Regions from separate parts of the Homo sapiens genome. Here regions 2 and 3 are each linked to region 1. A link is a contact called in ENCODE Hi-C or POLR2A ChIA-PET data. All regions are on one chromosome and are shown on one strand. The core of a region is the stretch at or near the end of the contact, and the rest is flanking DNA. Distances in the headings are between cores, read along the strand shown.

Region 1 (2,959 bases), core at 356-2,855:
AGGTGCGGGGATAGGAGGAGATAGGCTGTGGATGGTGGGGATGGAGAAAAAGATGGAAACTAAGTTCTGTCTTCCCTTCCTTAGGACATTGATTGCCTGCCACATGCAAGATTGGGTCCAGGTGCTGAAGAAACACAGATGTGCTGCATCCTTGACTTTAAGGAGCATCCCTGGGTTGGAGGGATTCTCTGCAGGCTGCTGTGGTGGAGGGAAGATTTGCCCAACTTACTCTTGGCGCTGGACCCCCTGAGCCATCTTCACACACCCAGGTGAACTTTGGGAAGGTAACAGCTTTTCAGTTGCAAACCCAAGTGAATTAGAGCAAAACAGATCCCACGTGCTTGACACATGGAAACTTTCAGAGCCAATGGTTTATAAACTTACCAAGAGCTGGGGGAGTAAACACATCCCAGGGAACTGTGGAGCACTTCTCTGGCATTGATACACATAAGCAGAAAGCACAGCCTTCCCCGACACTTGCCTTAAGATAGTCTTTTGTCTTAGAACCCAGAGGCTTACCTGAGCTAAACCACATAAAGTGCTTAGTGCGATGCCTTGAACATACCAAGCTCTTAATAAACGCTAAGGTCACTATTAGCATTGCTTGTCATGGAATAAACCTAGGATACATCTATAAAACTGTCCATAATCTTCCTTGCCTTGTGGAAAGTTGTTCCACTATTCCAACATCCTTTTAGGGGTTCTCAGCTAATCTACCTTTCAAAACGAAAATTTATTATACACTTCTTAAGTGCTAGGTAGTTTTGTATATTTATGTGTATTATCTCATTAAATGATCTCTCAGCCCTCTGAGAAAAGCACTATTATCATCCATATTTCACAGATGAAGAAATCGTCAGAGTTTCCATATATCATTGTCAGAGATGTTAAGCAACTTGCTTAAGGTTACACAGCCTTAGCAGAAGTACTTGTTTGACTCCAAAGCCTACCATTATGCTGGAATCACTAGAATCCAGGTGGCCTATCTGAACCCGGATTCAGGCATCTGAAGCTGAATAGCTGCCATTCTTGCTTTTAACCTCCTGGTAAAAGCAGGCTATGCCTGATCTATCTATCTATCTATCTATCTATCTATCTATCTATCTATCTATCTATCAATCATCTATCTATCTGTCTATCTATCTATCTATCATGGCCTGGCTATGCCACATCTATATTCCATGATGTCCACTGACCAGAGGGTTTCCCTTATCCAATCCATACATGTGCCAATAAACAAACATTTAGTGAGCACCAACATAGTTGCTTCTCTCCTATAATCAACACAGGAATGGTTAAGTTTGGAATAAATTACTTTTCCTAACACTTGCATAGGACTGGACTGTTTGCTTTCAAATACTTGGTTTTGCTTCATGCTCACAACTCTGGGATATAGGAATGATTATTTTCATTTCACAGCTGCAAGAACCAAGCTCAAAGAGGAACTGCTGCTTGCCAAAGTTTCACAGATAGAAATGGGGGAGCTGGGGCCAGAACCCAGCTCTGCTGACACCAAGCCCAGAGTTTGTACCATGACACTGGGCTGCTCCCTCGGAGCTGGGTTTGGCTGATGACCTCAACTCTGAGCACCCGTTGCCTCCCACTGTTCCGTTCAGGCCTGTGCGAGAAAGACTCCCAGGCCCCTGGGTTCTCCATAGCCCACACTTCCACTCGGCTCCGCTTCTCTTGCCCAGCTGTCTCTCCTCCAAGGAGCGGACAGGGCGGACACGAGACCCGGGTGCCCTTTTGTCCTCTATTCCAGCTCTGGGCGGATCCTCCTCCCATGATGTGGATGATGCTGAGGAGAAAGTGGTAAGGCTTTTAGGAGGAACACTCCTGATTCACGGAAATGAAAATAGCTGCTGGGTTGTTGCTGAAACTCTGTCCCCATGGTGGGCTTTCTATTAGCAGGGAAGGGGTCAGGCTGGCGCTCTGGTTGCTGGAGGGCGTCAGAGGGACAACTGAGTGTACCCCAGAGTCAGGCACCCTGCGGTCTCCCAGGCCGGGGCCTGAGCCTTGCTAGGAGGGCGGACAGCCAGGGCCGGCGCTAGTTTTCTTGGGCGTGGTGGAGGACGCCTTCCACCAAACGAAGTTGCCGAGAGGAGTCAGATCTGCTCTCACCTTTTGGGCTTTTGGGGAACCCAGGCAGAAAAATCTCAGTGAGGCACAGGAAGGAAAATTTTGCAAAATGTGCTGCTGCCGCTCCTCAGCAGAGTATAGTGGGCGGTTTGAAGCTGTTTTCTTGGTGTTCAAGTGGCTGGGGCCCTGGCGACCCCGGTCAGCCTTTCTGGGGCAGCCCGGGTGGGTCTGAAAGCCAGGGCTCCCCTCCGTGTGTGGGAGCAGAGCCCAAGCTGCGGAAACCACCGGGCGCGGGGTTGTTTTTGGAAGGCTCCGACGCCGATCAGCCAAACTGATATCCCTTATATTGTGTGAAAACATTGGCTCCCACGCTGGGACTCCAGTGTTTCCGCCTAGAGCAGATTTTGCCTTTGGGAAGGTGGTGGTGTTCCTGGGATGAGGGGCCCTCCTCTTACCGGACACGCAGGAGAGCAGCCCACATGGAAGTGAGGGCCTCAGCCTTCGTGCTCCCTCAGACGGTCCTCCCTCTCGGCTGCCCAGGGGAGCCAAAGACATTTTTTAGATGTCCCAGTGTCTTGCAGTGCCGCGGGCAGCACTCCAGGACCCTCTTTGTTGGTGTAGCTGCTCACAAGCCAACCTTCCTGATGGGGAGCTTCCTGAAGGCCTCCCTCTCCACTCCTCTCCCCACATCCCAGGCCCAAAGTCCAGTCCTAAGAGAAAAAAAGCCACCCAGAAACTTTGTAGGGGCACCTAGGACGGCTGAGACCACTGGCATTGGACCCCAGTAAAAGTCACAGACACAGATCACTGGGAGGGCTCCTCCCTGAGGCCTTTATCTCACTTAGAATCTCAGCACAGAATGTTCTAGCTGGTGTTTCTT
Region 2 (2,744 bases), core at 132-2,631, 73 kb before region 1:
AAAAGGCTTTGGATTTCTCAATAGCAATACTGGAAATGAGAAAAAATGGAGTAATGCTTTAAAATTTTTCAATGTAAGCAACTTATACCTGGAAATCTATACCAAGCCAAACTATCAATCAAGGGTCAGTGCAGAGTAAACCAATTCTCAGATATTGAAGGTCTCAACTTGCCTTACCTTTTCTCAGGAACCTACCACAGAATGTGTTCCATTAAGTGAGATAGAAAATCAAACAAGAGGAAGACAAAGGATCCAGGAAGTAAGAGACCCAATACAGGAGAGAAGTGAGAATTCTCAGGATGATGGTGAAGGGAGATCCTGTGATGAGAGCTGTGCACCTGGCAGAGAAAAAAATAAACAAACAAACAAAAAGTCAGATAGTAGCAGGTGAGAAAACTTCAGGAGAGGCGTCTTCTAGAAGATATAGTTGACAGATTACCTGGAGTATCTGAATATGTTGAGAGAAAATGTAAACAATTGGCACTGAGTTTGTTGAATTAATCATAGTTAGGAAAAGAAGAAAATGGGGGAAAAGATAATTATTAAATCTAGAGAAAGCAAAAAGTTCTGCAGGGAAGGAATTAATTAGAGCTTACCATAAAACTCAGCTGTGAGTTGCATAATAGTCATCATCCCAAATATTGTTCTAATCAAAGTTGTGATCTACGTATACTGAGAGGTTGAAGGGATGGGAAGAATGTATGTGGCAGAGTGGGCAGGGGATGGGGGCAAGGGAAGAGCCAAACTTCACCTTTTACTGTGAAAACTTAGTTGATAATTCCTAAAACTGGAAAAAAATGTAGCAAATATTTTAAGAGGTAGGAAGTAAATACCCAAGGAACCCAAAGAATCAGCAAGAGGAAATGCAAGGGGTTGCTGTGGGGAGAAAGAAATGCAGGGGCAGGGAGGCTGGGGACTACCATTTGACTTCATAAACTTTGATCTAGTTGACTATGTGCTTGTATAACTTTGATAAAAAACAGTTAAAAAATGGCATGTTCCAGATCCAAGCAGATATGCTCAGGGTTGTCTGTTGTTTTGGGTTATCCATAGACATTAAATGTAGTATTAAACTATTTTATTTTGATATATTATAGGTAAACCAAAAGTATAAATAATAATACAACAAACTCCTGTGTACCTACCAGCTCGCACAAAAGATAAAATATTTAAGGTTCAATCGAAAACTTCTGAGTGCATCTTCCAATTCCCCTCCTCCCCAGAGATAATAATTTTTCTAAATTTGGTATCTTGTTCCCATGCTTGTTTTACTACAAAGACATGTGTCCATAATCTATTAGTAAAGACCTTTGTGGTAATGGTATTATGCATTCATAACGATTGACACATGTATATGACTGAGTCATCTGAGCTTCATCTTGATAAAGCAGATCCTCCTCAATTTCGCCTTGCTTTCACCAATATCCTGTCAAAAGTGCAGTCTTACTGCTGTGCAGTCCTGTGAATGGTGATTGGTCCTGACCCAATCACATGCCGGAAGGAAAAGAAATTCCTCACTCAGAATTCCTCACCTTACATTTCTGCAATGTGCGTTGCCCTGGAAGAGCTTCTTTGGCCTCAGGGAATGTCAAGAAGTTGGGTAAAATGAAAGGGAGAGATCTGTCATCTGACACTGAGCTTCTTTGAGGAAACTTCATTCAGTCATTCAACAAATATGTATTGAGCTTCAGTTCCCTAGAGGCAACAATCCAGATGCAATCTGCTCTCTGGATTTATGATTTAATGGAGCACACAGGTGAGTACATATCTCTGAGACTCAACTCCCCTCGGCTTTGATTTCGTTCCTGGATTTCTGCCTATTCCTCATTACTCTACTTGCTGCCATGATGAGATGCACCTTCCAGCCTAACGCACTATTTTTAGTCTCCAGGGGAAGCTCTCTTCATTCAGACAGAAGCTCCAGGGAGATTTTAGTGTTCCCAACAACTTCAGAATGGGGGTTTGTACTTCCAGGCAGAGCCAGTCATGTGACATATGAAGGCTTAATTTACCCACCTAGAATTTAGTGCCCACTGGAGCTGGCCATTTCACAGTCTCCTGTTTACAGGTTGCTCCAGCCCTGCTGGCCCCTGCTTCCACATCTGTGTGGGGGCCCTGGTGGCTCACTGCAGGCCCTGTGCCCTCTTCATGACACACTATGCTGGGATGATGTCCTCTGTGGAAACCTCTTGAGCGCAAATGGCCCCTTTATGACAGAAACACCACAAGTACATTCCCCAAGGGTGCTGTTTGCTGTGGTAGTCCGTCTACAGATTTTCCCACCAGGATCCTGGAGCAGGTCCAGTTTGGAATTGCCACCCATGAGAAGGGAACAGATGACCATGGAATGAAGTAATAGCCCTTCCCCCTTCCCTCTTCAACCCTTTGATTTCGGAGGATCTGCATTCACTATTAGTGGTCAGGAGTCCTGCAGCTTCCTTTTGAATTAGGAAGATATGGGAATAAGAGGTCTTTTAGGCACTTAAAAGTGGCAACAAATAACCCACAAAACTACTATCTACAGCTTGAGCAACCCTTACTATGAACCTCCCTGGATCTCAGCCATGAAAACAACTCAAGCCAACCTCCAAAATAGGCTCCTTGCAGATGCTTTCTTTAAAAAAAAAAAAAAAAAAGCAAAATTAAAAAAAACAACAACAAAAAATTCATCCAGAAGCAATAATAAATATTTGTAGAATGCAGTTCTACTGTTGGTTACTTGGCTCAAGTTTATCTGTGAAAAA
Region 3 (2,792 bases), core at 221-2,720, 93 kb before region 1:
CTTGGGTCAATCTACTGACCCCTGACTGCCAGCTGAAAACAGGAGGCCAGGACTGGCTGTGGTTCCCAGGACAGACTGACAGGCAGAGGGGGGGCCATCCCAGCAAGTGATGCCATGAAGGTGTCTGCCCACACATCCCCTTCATTCTCAGTGGCAGTGGGGAGCTGGCCTTCTCTTTCCTGGAAGCTTTCCTCCCTCTATCTGTCCTGCAGCCTGCTGAAGTCTTGATGGCCCTGCTCTTATTTTGGGATTAAATCTTTTGGGATTTGTCTTAGTTTAGTTGCACCTCTCTTGATCTCTCCCACCACATTTTTCTTCCTCTCCCCTCCCCCTCTAACAGCTGAAATGTCTCAGCCTCTGGAGCAGACTCATGGTGCCCCCTGCTTCCTAGCCCTTCCTGAGATAAGAGTCAGCGGGGGCAGAGGTTAAATACACGGTTTACCAGGCTTTTTTCCTGGAAATTCTAGAGGCCTGGATCAAACTCGGGGAATCCATACCTTTAAGTGCTCCTGGTGACTCTTATCTTCAGGGAAGCTTGGGAGTCACTGCCCAGGGCTTGCCCATGTTTTTAATTCTCCACAGATTCTCATGGTTTCCTCCAGCCCAGTATGCGTCTCATGGCTTTGACAACAGACAGATCTTGTTTTGTTACCTTGTGTTGCTATCTAACTCTCAACAATCTATACCTTTTCTCTTCAAACAATATAAACTTCTGGAGAGTAGGTATCAAGTTTTTTCTTACGTAGTAGGCCTTCAATAAATATTTGGTTGAAGTTTTACATTTTCCTCTCATTATATTCATTTGAGGTGAACATTGAAATTCTTTCACTTAAGCACCATCAAAAGGGCATGAAGGAAAGGGCTTAGAAATATGTGAGGCAGGCCGGGCACAGTGGCTCACACCTGTAATCTCAACATTTTGGGAGGCTGAGGTGGATCGCTTGAGCCCAGGAGTTCAAGACCAGCCTTGGCAACATGGTGAAACCTGGTCTCTACCAAAAATACAAAAATTTGCCAGTCTCATAATCCAGTCTCAAAATAAATAAATAAATAAATAAGTAATAAATAATCAATCAAAATTTAGAAATAAAATTTAAAAATTTTTAAAAAGAAATGTGTTAGGTAAAAGAGGCATGTTAATTTGTGATTATATATGCCTTACATATTCAAGGTTTGACTAAGTAACTTAAATGAAAACATCTCTGGTGTCTGGAATAACTTGCTGCTGTCTAAAAGTAATGAGTCATGGACAGAGCGGGCAGGGATGTGTTACCTGAAGAACTTCACCAATTCTTGGCTCCACCATGAATTGTATGTGTGACCTTAAGTGAGATGTGTCTGCAAACTAAGCCTCAACTTCCTCATTCTAAAAAAGTTAAATTCCGACATCATTGAGTGCTTGAAGTCGAATGAGATACTGTGTGCAGAATCATTTTATAATCTGTACAGTGCCATACAGAGGGTAGGAATTACCCTTAGTCATCCTTACAGTTAGTTTTCCAGCTCACCTGCCTTTCTGCATTCCCTCATGGCTTTCCTATCTGAGTCATGTAACTAAATTTAAATGCTATGCTAGGGAGCCTAGGAAATCTACTTCCCAGCAAGAGCTATAAAACCTCACATCCTAATTGACGGAGACAAGGAGGAACAGTGATTCAGAGGCAACTCTAGGGGAGCAGCCAGCTCAGGCCTGAAAACGTCTCCTTGGATGGGTCTGCTGGGGAATGGGAACAGATCCATTCTAAGCTTTGGTTTATTTCAGAGAGGAATTTAGAAACTGGACTATGATTGGAGAAATGGTTAACATCCATGAAAATATACAAGATTTTCAGATGGCAATGCTTACAATCTCAACAACAACAAAAAGCCATAGCAGCATTACAGCAAAAGGGGGCTGTTGTCCTCTAAGTGAACCCTTAGAAAGTCAGTTTTCTGAACTTCATAAGAATATATTACAAGAGGCAGTTTTCAGAGTTCTGTAAGCTTTGGCAGGGATGGGCTGGTACATGTGAGAAAAAAGCAACAGATTTAAAAAATCTGTACAAACACTGATAGAAATAAACTTGCTGCTTGTTGCAACGTACCCATGCCATTAGAGATTTTGCCCTTAACATCTCTCTTTTAAATCTGACTCCAGGAAATAGGTTTGGAACCTGATCAATCCCATCCTTGACTCTGCCATCCTTCTCCCAGAATTATAAACATAAGATTATTACAGCGCATTTCCTGCATGTGCCTTCCATGTGGCTCCAGTCTCCACCTCACAAGTGTAGCAAGTAAACACTCCCCAAGTCTAATTCTGAAGTGTAGCCCATATGCTGTGGTCTTGATGAGAAGGGCTGGGGACCAAGGGTGCAGAAAGTGTATATACTGCGAGAGCTTGCACCTTAAGGAGGGAAAAGGTCTCCTGGTGGCAGAAGAGGCATCCTTCCTTCATTTCTTTGCATGTTTGGTTGGTATGTGGGAGCTATGAAGGAGGGTTGAAAATGTTTTCTTTTCTTTCTTTCTTTTTCACAAATCTATTTCAATCCATCCCATTCCTGGAAAAACCACAATCCTCCAGCAGTCTCTAAGTCCTTCACTTTTGAAAAGCACATGGCTTCCCTGCTACCCCTTGCTTCTGTGAGTCTGGCTGGAACAGTAATTAATTTCTGTGTAAATGAGTTTGGGGCTGAGGCTTTCATTAATGTGTTAGGGCTCCAGGGTCTTGTGGTTTGACACCATTTGAGTGCACAAACTGTTAGCTTTAAACATTTTCAACAATTTTCCTTCCTCTCCTGAATCTCATATGA

The links. A loop is a pair of places that touch in the nucleus more often than their neighbours do. ChIA-PET counts read pairs that join two places held with the same protein, here RNA polymerase II (POLR2A). Pooled maps may share reads with other maps.
Region 2: a pooled map of right cardiac atrium shows a loop between it and region 1 (2.0-fold over the local background). The contact joins the enhancer-like site here to the promoter of NGF-AS1 in region 1. A Hi-C loop is called at or near these places in 2 of 168 maps with a recorded cell type or tissue (breast epithelium and mesothelial cell of epicardium) and 2 of 50 pooled maps. POLR2A ChIA-PET finds 5 or more read pairs at or near these places in 1 of 52 experiments (activated T-cell).
Region 3: a map of ascending aorta shows a loop between it and region 1 (2.2-fold over the local background). The contact joins the enhancer-like site here to the promoter of NGF-AS1 in region 1. A Hi-C loop is called at or near these places in 3 of 168 maps with a recorded cell type or tissue (aorta, ascending aorta and vagina) and 2 of 50 pooled maps.

Annotation. Positions count from the first base shown.
Region 1 is chr1:115,281,429-115,284,387 of GRCh38, forward strand. NGF-AS1 (NGF antisense RNA 1) reads left to right here and starts at 1,606. Exons shown (of 2, transcript NR_157569.1): 1 at 1,606-1,812.
Region 2 is chr1:115,209,015-115,211,758 of GRCh38, forward strand. No RefSeq gene overlaps it. Among named protein-coding and RNA genes, the nearest start is that of NGF-AS1, 73 kb to the right of the region's middle. Within about 2 kb of position 1,382, at least 4 of the 41 ENCODE cell types and tissues checked have a DNase peak (open chromatin) inside an H3K27ac peak, as active enhancers do.
Region 3 is chr1:115,188,746-115,191,537 of GRCh38, forward strand. No RefSeq gene overlaps it. Among named protein-coding and RNA genes, the nearest start is that of LINC01765, 90 kb to the left of the region's middle. Within about 2 kb of position 1,471, at least 7 of the 41 ENCODE cell types and tissues checked have a DNase peak (open chromatin) inside an H3K27ac peak, as active enhancers do; they include ascending aorta, where a contact is called at or near this core.